Regions from separate parts of the Homo sapiens genome. Here regions 1 and 2 are each linked to region 3. Evidence: chromatin contacts called from ENCODE Hi-C or POLR2A ChIA-PET data. All regions are on one chromosome and are shown on one strand. The core of a region is the stretch at or near the end of the contact, and the rest is flanking DNA. Distances in the headings are between cores, read along the strand shown. Region 1 holds the start of LBR (lamin B receptor). Region 2 holds the start of FLVCR1 (FLVCR choline and heme transporter 1). Region 3 holds the start of EPRS1 (glutamyl-prolyl-tRNA synthetase 1).

Region 1 (3,525 bases), core at 707-3,206, 5.4 Mb after region 3:
CTTTTTAAAAGAAGAATTAAGATTTGCTTGAAAAACAAACAAAATGAACCGGCATTCTTCTTAGAAGACCATTATCTTATACACAAATGTTCCAAAAGATGAAGCCAACAACATGATGTGCACCCCCACTTTACACAAGATCCACACACAATTGTCAAACGTGAGGATACAGTGCAATCACATCCTAATATATTCCCCCACAGGAGTGAAATAGCCAGGATGGCACACAAAAGCCCCACATTTGTTCGTGTCACTCACTATGCACTCACCTACAGGAGTCAAGATACACACAGGATTTTCTTACAAGAGATGTTTTAGGCAAGTGTGTTTGTAAAGAAAAATTTTGTTCACTGCACCCAATGTCCTCATTCGCCATAAACAGGAAAAACACGGAGACCCTCAGGTTTTTCTCTATTAAGCCAGATGCCCGCTAACTTCAGAGTCAACTGGCACTGCAATCCTCACACATTCCAGCTCCGGTATGTTACTGTTTGTGAACACAACAATTCTCTGCTCATTAACATTACAGGGGTCTCCAGCCATCTTTCCTTCACTTCTCCAAATTCATCTAAACGTGGCATAGAGCAAGACGCTCGAATGACGTTGGACAGCTTCCTTTTCACACCTGAGCCCCGGTAGCCCCACTAGGCAAAATGCAAACAGGAACCCCGGGCCTTGCTCCGCGCCCTTTGCTTCATGAAGCAACAGAAAGGCCACCTTCCTGGCTGTAAAGGCAGAAGCGCCTTCTTCCCCATAAACATCCTTGGGCAGCTCATCATTCCCCTCCTGCTCGTTCTTCTCCCTCTTCCCAGGCAGCCTGAGAAACAAAACTTAAACTGGACTTGTTGCCTAATCTAAATTAGGATCCCTCTGCTCTTCTCCGTAGCTCCATCTTCTCCCACACACCAGTTACTACAATGCGTAACTACAGATCTACACGTGTTTACGTGCAAGGTCCCCGGGGGCCTGTTCACCCTGGCACTGCCCAGGCGCCGCGCCTCGCGCTGCAGGTGTCCACGCGCGGACCACGGTATCTACCGCGCCCTCGTGTGAACACCCGACCGGGCCCCGTAATCACTCTGGGAAAGCGCCTTCAACAAAGCCCTCCGAAAGCAAGTGCTTTACTAAGTGCCCCTTGAGGCTACTGGCAGTGCGAGGCTGGCTGTCATTAGAACATTTTTCTGAACCCTCAAAAAGGTGAAAAAGCAGGACCGTGCTTTAGCAGGAACACGCACACCCGCCTAAATACCCGATTTTTGAGACTGTCCGGGCGAAGGAATTCAACGCATAGGAGCGAGCAGCCATGCAGTGTGCCTGGAGAATCACCAAACCGCGACGACCACGACCCTCAAAGCCAGTGACAAGCAGCGCGAATCTAAGCCCACCTCGGCCGCAGACCCTTCCCCGTCCCGCCAGGCCGCCGCGCCCTGTCAGCCTCCTACTGCAGGACCGCGGGGCCGCCTGCTCATCTGTCAGACGGGCGCTCGGAGGGGCCGGGAGCCAGGCTGCGGTGGGGCAGGACAAAGGCGCCCACGAACCCTCCCTGCCGCCGCCGCTCCACAGCCGCGCCGCGCCGCCAACATGGAGGGAAACGTCCGCAGTTTAAAACCCCCAGCTCCATTTCCGCAGCGGGCCCGGCTCGGGCGAGCTCCAGCCTCGCCCGCCGCCGCCCCGACCACCCGACTGGGCCAGAAAAGGCGAGGAGGGGAGGAGACGAGGAGGCGAGGAGAGGAGGGGAAGGCCGCCGCGCCAGGCCCCGCGCCCAGGGTCCCCGGCCCGGCCGCTGCGCCGGCCTCGGGCTTCCTCCCCCAGCGGCCCCTCGAAGAACGCGCCGCGGGGAGCTGGGAGCAGGGCGGGGGTGGAAGCACTCACCTGCGCCAGGTTCCGGCGGTGACACGGACGGCTCCCGGAGAATAGTCGCACAGCAACCCGGCGGCAGATCCACGCGCGCGACGCTACCCGGCCGCGCTCTCGCGCCCCGCAGTCCCGCAAGCCGGGCGCGCGCCTCCCCGGCCCCGCCTCGCGGCGCTTCTCCCCTCCCCTCGCCTCCCCTCCCCACCGGCGAGGCCGCCCGGGGCTCCCATTGGCTCCTCGACCTTTTGAATCATCCCCGGCGCTGTCGATTGGTCGCGCGCCGTGGCGCGTCCGCCCCGCCCCACCCTGCCTGGGGGCGGGGAGGCCGGTGAGCGGGGGAAACCGAGTCTGGCGGGGCGGCCCGGAGCGCGACGTTTGCCACCGCCTTATCTCAGCCGCCCAGGCGCCCTCGCAGCACACGGAGCCCGCGCGCTCCCGCCCTTTCCCTCCCAGCGCTCGCAGCAGTGTTTGGGGTGCCAGGTGGCTTGGCGAACGAGATTTTTTTTTAAGCTACAAAGAAAACTAATACATTCTTGAAGTGATCACCAAAGATCCGAGCTCGAAAGCGTTTCTCGGTAAAACACTATGAGTGCCCTCCTTAGCGTGTTAAAATCCCACAGAAGCCCCTGGACCAAGCAGCGGCATCGAAGGCGAGCAGGGGCGCTTTTGTGTCCGCGGCCGCTGAACCTGCGTAGAAGCGAACCCGGACCGATGCTGGGACCGGCGGCGGGAGGGAGGGGGAAGAATGGCCGAGGGCTCCTACGACTTACGCTGCGAGGAGGGGCTCGGTTGTTACCCGAGATGCTGTCGAGATGCAGTAGAAAATCCCCAACACCGCGGAGCGTGGAACAAGAAGTTTTATGCGTTACACACCGAAACACAACTTGACCTGCAACCTACAAGCCTGGTTTTAATTGAACCCCAAAATGCTGAGTCATGTCATTGTTGACTCCGAATCTGTTACGGATCCTAAGCTTTTTTTTTTCTGCTAGTTTTCATTATCGGTTAGTTGATTTCCTTCCTTTGAGGTCGAGAGTTTAAAGCAGTCCATTGAAGTTCCCTATTTTGCAGTGTGGTTTTAATCAAAGTATTTCTTAACACCCTAACTAGGTATATTTAAGTGAATTGCTATTTTGGAAGCATTATTAAATTGTAATAATGAATAGAACTTTTCATCTATAGCCTAGCTTCAGCTTTCATTTTCTCATAGAACTACAAAACACCCAGGTTTACTTCTTAAAAAAAAAAAAGTGAAAATACATCGAGTTTTCTCAGTCATTCACATGCAGTGTGAATGAGTTCATCAGAGCCTTTCCTGAGAAGTTCTGACATCAAATTGTCATTGCCATCGAATTTGCCCTTGGTGGAGATCTGTGCAACAGAAATGCACATCGCACTCCAAAGTCAGAAAATCTTTTATTTTTGACAAACCCCCAAGTCTCAATTGTCTTAACCCTTGACATAAGATAATATTAGTCCTACCTCATAGAGTTTTGCAGTAAATTACACAGAAATAAAAGCGCTTATGGGGACCTAAGACAGATCCTATCCCAAATAGCCAAGCAGTGAGTGCTACACTATTCTTTTCTCATATGTTCTACCCAGAATCAAGATTTCACTGGATTTCCCTTGAGGTGCACATTTCCTGGATGATTTCCACTTGTGAAATAG
Region 2 (3,848 bases), core at 1,333-3,832, 7.2 Mb before region 3:
AGCTGATCAGTTGAGACCAGTCTGAGCAATGTGGCAAAACCCCATCTCTACAAAAAATACAAAAAGTACTCAGGCTTGGTGGTCAGCCGAGAGAGAGAGAGAGAAGGAAAGAAAGAGAGAGAGAAAGAAAGAAAAGAAAGAAAGAGGCCAGGCTCGGTGGCTCAGGCCTGTAATCCCAGCACTTTGCGAGGCTGAGGCGGGCGGATCACGAGGTCAGGAGTTCAAGACCAGCCTGGCCAATATGGTGAAACCCTGTCTCCACTAAAGAAAAATACAAAAATTAGCCAGGCATGATGGCGCGGGCCTGTAGTTCCAGTTACTCGGGAGGCTGAGGCAGAAGAATCGCTTGAACCTGGGAGGTGGAGGTTGCAGTGAGCCGAGATCGCGCCACTGCACTCCAGCCTGGGTGACAGAGCAAGACTGTCAAAAAAAAAAAGAAAGAAAGAAAATAACCAGAAAAAAAAAGTAAAAATATAGGACATTTTAGGTGAAGGTAAGCACTAGGAAAGAAAGAAAAAAAAAAGCAGGGAAGGGATGTTGGCCGGGGCGGGCGGAGGGGGGGATTTATACAGTTTGGCCAAGGAAGACATTATAATAATGCACTTATTCCTTAGTTTAGAACATGTAGCATTTCACCTGTACCGAGAGATGCCTGATATATTTCATACATGACCAAAATAATAATGTAAGAGGCAATAAAAAAGTGCAGGGTTTTAGGGTTCTAGATATCAGCACATTTTAAGATTAAATGCATGGTAAGAACTTTTGTACTATATACACCTAGTTTGAACTTAAATTTAATAACAAACTCTTTGGAGTCTCTCTCTCTCTCTTTTTTTTTTTTTCCCAAACATAGCTTCCCAAGGAGCAGAAGGGCTGAATTTTCTCTAGTTCCAGGAAGACCGCAAGGCTACTGTGCTCTGGATGTCTCGTTTTTATTTTTTTATTTTTTTATTCTCCAGATCTCAAGACGGTGTCTGGCACATACCATTCAATACAAGTTTGGTACCTGGAACCCACTGAATATGCATGTCCAGTAACTATTAACTACATGTGTTGGTGCAAGGGAGAAGGTCGAGCAACCGGATCTGCTCCATCATAGCCCGTCTCAGTCGCTTCATTCAAGTCAGCGGGGTGAGGTTGAGGGGATTCCAACTTCACAAGGGCAGATTTCTCATGGACTCTCTTTCTCTGGTTGTACTGGAACACTTTCTGGCGTTATTCCTCTGCTGGGACAGCATGAACTTATGAAACGTGGTCCTGTCTGCCCTAAAGCCAGGGTCTCACCGACAAGGACAGCGATGCTGGGGCGAGAAATAAAGTTCGTCCTGGGCCTGCGTACGGTACAGCGCCCTTGGGAAGCCCTTGTGGAGTTAAGGGTGATGCCCACTTCTTTGTCTCCCTCATTCTGTTTCGGTGGCTCTCTCGTTCCCAGTTCCAAGCTGCCCACTTGTTAGAGGAGCCACTGCTTACCAGGCATCTGGTTTAATAAAACATGGCTAGAGCGACTGCATGTTAAAGTGAGTAACTAGGCACTCACAAGGCACCTATAAGGTTAATGCTAAAGGTCTGAAAATAGCCGCATTCTAAGCTGACCAACAATTATAATTACACAATATTTATGGCCATACAGGACATCTCCCACCAAGTCTGCGGAATTGTCCAGATGTCCTGAGTTTTTTTTTTTTTTTTAGACAAGGTCTCACTTTGTCGCCCAGGCTAGGCTGGAGGGCAGTGTGGTGCGATCTCAGCTCACTGCAACCTCCGCCTCCCAGGTTCAAGTAGTTCTCCTGCCTCAGCCTCCTGAGTAGCTGGGACTACAGGCATGCACCACCACGCCTGGCTACTGGCTTTTTTTTTTTTTTTTTTTTTTTTAAATAGATGGCATCTCAGTATGTTGCCCAGGCTGGTCTCGAACTCCTGGGCTCAAGGGAGACTCCTGTCCGGCCTCCCACAGTGCTGGGATTACAGACGTGGCCACCGAGCCCGGCCCAGCCCTCTACTCAGAGATAACGTCAATGCGCAGGCTTAGGTTGAAGGATTAATGGTCATTAGTGCACCAACAGCCCCTACCTTTAGTGGGCACATCAGCACATTCCACGATTAATCACAGCTCCTCACAGCTGCCTCTAAGTAGTGACACTACCGAAGGACGGGAGTTCCTCCTCCTGCAGTCTGAGGACTTGCACTCTCTAACGGAGTAGATTCCAATAAACTTGCTTCCTTCACTGCGCTCTGTGACTCGCCTCCAATTCTTCCCTGAAGTAGACCCAAGAACCCTCTCTTGGGGTCTGGATCGAGACCCCTTTTTCCAGCAACACAACCCGCGGGGCCGCCTCCCGCCCACCCTCAGGTGCAGGAGACCCCGGGCCATGCATCCTTCCGGGCAGGAAAATGTCAGCCAGCGCTCGCCGGCCGCTTTCCTCCCCCGCCTCCCGAAGTTCTCGCCCGGTAGCTCCCCGACTGGCTCTCGCGCCGGACAAAGGCGCACGCTGATTGGCCGGAGGGCCGTAGTCATGCAGGACGCGCGACTCTAGGGGCGGGACCAGACAAGGGGTGACTGCCGCGCGGCGCGGGGGAGGAGACCTTCATCTGTTCACGCGGTAGCGCGGATTGCGGTTCGCGGCGCGCGCCACCGGGGAAGGAGCGGTGGGCCGAGGGGTTGGAGGTGGGGCCCCAGGAGGACCTCGGGCTGTGGGCCGGGAGAGCGGAGTCGGGGAGTGGGGCGGGGGAGCGAGGTGGCGCCGGGGAGCCTGGGATATGGCGCGGCCAGACGATGAGGAGGGGGCGGCGGTGGCGCCCGGACACCCGCTCGCGAAAGGATACCTCCCGTTGCCGAGGGGCGCGCCCGTTGGGAAGGAGAGCGTGGAGCTGCAGAACGGGCCCAAAGCGGGCACCTTCCCGGTGAATGGGGCCCCCCGGGACAGCCTCGCTGCCGCCTCGGGAGTTCTGGGCGGGCCTCAGACTCCACTGGCCCCAGAAGAGGAGACCCAGGCCCGGCTGCTGCCTGCGGGCGCGGGAGCTGAGACCCCGGGGGCCGAGAGCAGCCCGCTGCCCCTTACGGCGCTCTCCCCGCGGCGCTTCGTGGTGCTCCTGATCTTCAGCCTGTACTCGCTGGTCAACGCCTTTCAGTGGATCCAGTACAGCATCATTAGCAACGTCTTCGAGGGCTTCTACGGTGTCACCTTGCTGCACATCGACTGGCTGTCCATGGTGTACATGCTGGCCTACGTGCCCCTCATCTTCCCGGCCACCTGGCTGCTGGACACCAGAGGCCTGCGGCTCACCGCCCTGCTGGGCTCCGGCCTCAACTGCCTGGGTGCCTGGATCAAGTGCGGCAGTGTGCAGCAGCATCTCTTCTGGGTCACCATGTTGGGCCAGTGCTTGTGCTCGGTGGCCCAGGTGTTCATCCTGGGCTTGCCCTCCCGCATCGCCTCAGTGTGGTTTGGGCCCAAAGAGGTGTCCACAGCTTGTGCCACCGCCGTGCTGGGCAATCAGGTAAGTACTGGAGTGGTAGGTGAAAGTCAGATCCTTAAAAGACCGGAAAAAGTCATAGGCCGTGAGAACTATGGCCTGTATGGATGAACTGCCCCAGGAGGTATTTGTCTATAAAAGAGGAGATGAAGCCGTTGAATAGGAGGCCGTCTTGGATTGAAGTGGGCTATAAATTTCTTTGTAAGGACAAAATTTTCCAAACGACCTTGTCATCTTGCTTTGAAAATTACCTATAAAATAATTAACTGGGCCGGGCGCGGTGGCACACACCTGTAATCCCAGCACTTTGGGAGGCCGAGGTGGGTGGATCACTTCAAGTCAGGAGTTCCAGACCAGCCTGGGCAACATGGGGA
Region 3 (3,406 bases), core at 421-2,920:
AAGGTTTCACAACTAGTAAGTGGCAGCCAGGATTGGACTCAGGTCTGCAGAAACCAAATGTCTTTGCTCTCAATCATGAAGGCACTCTAATGCCTTTCCAGCTCAGGAATCAAACCCATTCCTTTTAGAGTTCATTGATTTGTTGTGCGGTTAGTCCATTACTGCAACCAATATGCCAAAACATTACCATCTTTTAAATGTTTAAAATGGCTATTAAGTTGTGTTTTTGTTCAACAACCTTAAAACATCACCAAAGTTGAGAATATAATGAATAATTTCATCAGCCCCACGTGGTCAACTGTATATAAAGGTATGGGCTTCTTCAACATTAGAAAGTACTGTGTGTGTATTATCATACATATGCATTAACAAATATTAGGTCAGGCTGGGTACTGTGGCTCACGCCTGTAATCCTAGTACTTTGGGAGGCCAAGTCAGGATGGCTTGAGCCCAGGAGTTTGAGACCTGCCTGGGCAACACAGTGAAACGCCATCTTTCCAAAAAAGACACAAACACAAAATTAGCCAGGCATGGTGGCACGCGCCTGTAGTCCCAGCTACTAAGGAGGCTGAGGTGGGAGGATCATCTGAGCCCGGAAGTTCGATGCTGCAGTGAGCCTTGAAAGCGCCACTGCACTCCAGCCTGGACGATAGAGCAAGACCCTGACTCTCAAAAGAAAAAAAAAAATCGGCAAACTACTTAAATTCTTCTGTGTAATTTCCCAAAGTAATGAAAAAGCAGAAATTCTAAGCAATCTACCAACAATAATCTTGGTCATGTCGAAAAAATAATTCCAAACAGAACTTAAGATGTGTCAGTAAGGTGACAGATCCAATGTTTACTCTGAAATTTACTACACATCCACAGGGTGCAGTAAAAGCAACCGCATCAGTCTACAGTGTACCTGGGTGTTTTCCCCAATTACCCTACCACATTTAATTAAAAATAAATGCAGCCTCAGTTGAAATCCTAAATGCTAATATGCTCGTCTGGGTTATTTCTTCTGAACTCGATAAAACGTAAGGAAAATTTGACTCAAGTGAACTGAGGATTTCTCCTGAGAGGAGGGACAGGACAGGAAAGGAGGTAAGAAAAGGAGTTGGGGGAAAAATGCTAAAAGAGAAGCGACGACTATTGGATTTTAAGTTTTAAAATCTTATTTCCACGAGCAACTCTCGCTCTCCGGGGGAAAAAGGGAGAGGTGAGTTGACTGGGAGTTCATCCCTCTGAGAAAAAGATCCGAAGCGGAGTCTCGTGTTGTCTAGCCCGGGCTCACACTGCGCCTCCCTCCATGCCCGGGAAAACCATCTTCAGGAGCAGATGCACCTGCCGGGGACACGGGGCGAGGGGTGCGGAGCCTCCTCCACGTACAATTCTGGGGCGAGGGGCAGGTCCAACATCCCAGATGGTGACCACCACTGCGCAAAGCCGGGGCGCAGCGACCTTCCACGCCCTGCACCCTCCCTGGCTGATGCAACCCACACAGGTCATTGGTCTCGGCCCCTTACCTAGCGGAGGGTCTCCTGAATTCACGGTCAGAGAGAGCGTCGCCATCTCCACCAGTCCGCTGGTCCACCTGTCAGTACGCCTGGCTCGTGCCAGAACTACGGAGGACCCCGCGAAAGGAAGAAGATGCAACGTGTGCGCGTACCCGACGCCGCCGCAGCCTTCGCTCCGCCCCTGCGCCGCAGCTACTGCCGACACCGCGCACGCCGCGGTGCGACATCGTCGCGCGCCGTCTTCGTCCCCGCCCGCAGGTTCCAGAGCCTGCTACCCCTCCTCTTGGCCGCCAGGGTTAGAACGGCCTGCGTGGCCTTTCGTGCTGCGGTGGGAAAGACGCTGAAGTGGACGGGACTTTACGACACTTCGTCAAGTCAGCAGGTCGTAAAACAGCAGGTTGTAAAACCATCTTTAAGATGGGATAGGCGTTTATGTGAAGCACGAAACAAAAGCATGCACTGTCTTTATGTAAAAAGAAAAGTCCTGGAAGCATACACACGATAGCCATGATTACGTTGGGAATGGGAGAAGTTTTTCTCGTTGTTTATTTTATACATTCCCCCCCGTTTTTTTTTTTCCAAAACAAGAACGTATTTTCAAGAGTTATTTGCGTGTTGAAAATAATGGTTAAAGGAAATATAAAAGACTCTTTAAAAATCACTGCAGGCCGGGCGTGGTGGCTCACGCCTGTAATCTCAGCACTTTAGAAGGTGTAGGCGGGCGGATCACCTGAGGTCAGGAGTTCGAGACCAGTCTGGCCAGCATGGTGAAACCCCATCTCTACTAAAAATACAAAAATTAGCCTGGCATGGTGGTGGGCCCCTGTAATCCCAGCTACTTGGGAGGCTGAGGCAGGAGAATCGCTTGAACCTGGGAGGTGGAGGTTGCAGTGAGCCGAGATCGTGCTACTGCATCCAGCCTGGGCGACAGAGTGAGACTCCTTCTCGAAAAGAAAAAAAAAAAAAATCACAGCAGAGGCCGGGCGCGGTGGCTCAGGCCTGTAATCCCAGCACTTTGGGAGGCCGGAGGCGAGCGGATCTCGAGGTCAGGAGTTGGAGACCAGCTTCACCAACATGGTGAAACTGTAGAGACGGGGGTCTCTACTAAAAGTACAAAAATTAGCCGGGAATGGTAGCGCGCACCTTTAATCCTAGCTACTTGGGGAGCTGAGGCAGGAGAATCGCTTGAACCCGGGAGGAGGAGGTTGCGGTGAGCCGAGATCGCGGCACTGCACTCCAGCCTGGGCGACAGACTGAGACCCCGTTTCAAAACAAACAAAAAATCACTGCAGATAGGCGCAGTGGCGCGCTCCTGTAGTCTCAGCTATTAAGAAGGCTGAGGCAGGATCGCCTGAGCCCAGGAAGATGAGGCTGTAGTGGCCTCGCCGTGGACTTGCCTGTGAGTAGCCACTACCCTCCAGCCTGGCCGACACAGGGAGAGACCTGATCTAAAAAACAAAACAAAAAAACCCTCCGATGCCGCCCCCAATCATGGAGTCCACAGGTGTTTTTTTCAGCGTCTCATCTGATTCTCCCTTTCAAATCCTTTGTGACGGACGTGCATGCATGAGCTCCAGAGATACTCCAAGGTGTATACACACATTCGTGTGTGTGAGCTGCACCCATATTTCAAGGGCTGGTGTTAAAGTACGGGGACCCGGGATGGATTCCAAGAACCATCTCAACCACATCCTCGCCTACACTTTTTCTTAACCTCCCCAAGACATCCTTGTTTTCATTAGGGAGGGCCCCTTAGATTACATCTCCCATGAGACTTGAGGCCAGGCGCGGTGGCTCATGCCTGTAATCCCAGCACTTTGGGAAGCTGAGGCGGGCGGATCACCTAAGGTCGAGAGTTTGAGACCAGCCAAGCCAACATGGAGAAACCCCATCTCTAGTAAAAATAC

The links. Hi-C counts contacts between places; a loop is a spot of excess contacts on that map. ChIA-PET counts read pairs that join two places held with the same protein, here RNA polymerase II (POLR2A). Pooled maps may share reads with other maps.
Region 1: a pooled map shows a loop between it and region 3 (12-fold over the local background). The contact joins the promoter of LBR here to the promoter of EPRS1 in region 3. A Hi-C loop is called at or near these places in 2 of 37 single-sample maps with no recorded cell type and 9 of 50 pooled maps.
Region 2: a pooled map shows a loop between it and region 3 (6-fold over the local background). The contact joins the promoter of FLVCR1 here to the promoter of EPRS1 in region 3. A Hi-C loop is called at or near these places in 1 of 50 pooled maps. POLR2A ChIA-PET finds 5 or more read pairs at or near these places in 2 of 52 experiments (MCF 10A and activated CD8-positive, alpha-beta memory T cell).

Annotation. Positions count from the first base shown.
Region 1 is chr1:225,426,082-225,429,606 of GRCh38, forward strand. It overlaps LBR (lamin B receptor), which reads right to left and starts at 1,957. Exons shown (of 14, transcript NM_002296.4): 1 at 1,873-1,957. RefSeq lists enhancers at 367-1,039, 1,040-1,711 and a silencer at 1,544-2,373.
Region 2 is chr1:212,855,693-212,859,540 of GRCh38, forward strand. It overlaps FLVCR1 (FLVCR choline and heme transporter 1), which reads left to right and starts at 2,583. Exons shown (of 10, transcript NM_014053.4): 1 at 2,583-3,498. The coding sequence starts at 2,761. FLVCR1-DT (FLVCR1 divergent transcript) reads right to left here and starts at 2,446. Exons shown (of 2, transcript NR_027286.1): 1 at 2,074-2,446; 2 at 912-1,226. RefSeq lists silencers at 2,684-2,743, 2,824-3,033.
Region 3 is chr1:220,044,835-220,048,240 of GRCh38, forward strand. EPRS1 (glutamyl-prolyl-tRNA synthetase 1) reads right to left here and starts at 1,671. Exons shown (of 32, transcript NM_004446.3): 1 at 1,509-1,671. The coding sequence starts at 1,554. RefSeq lists enhancers at 824-1,381, 1,423-1,752, 1,813-1,882.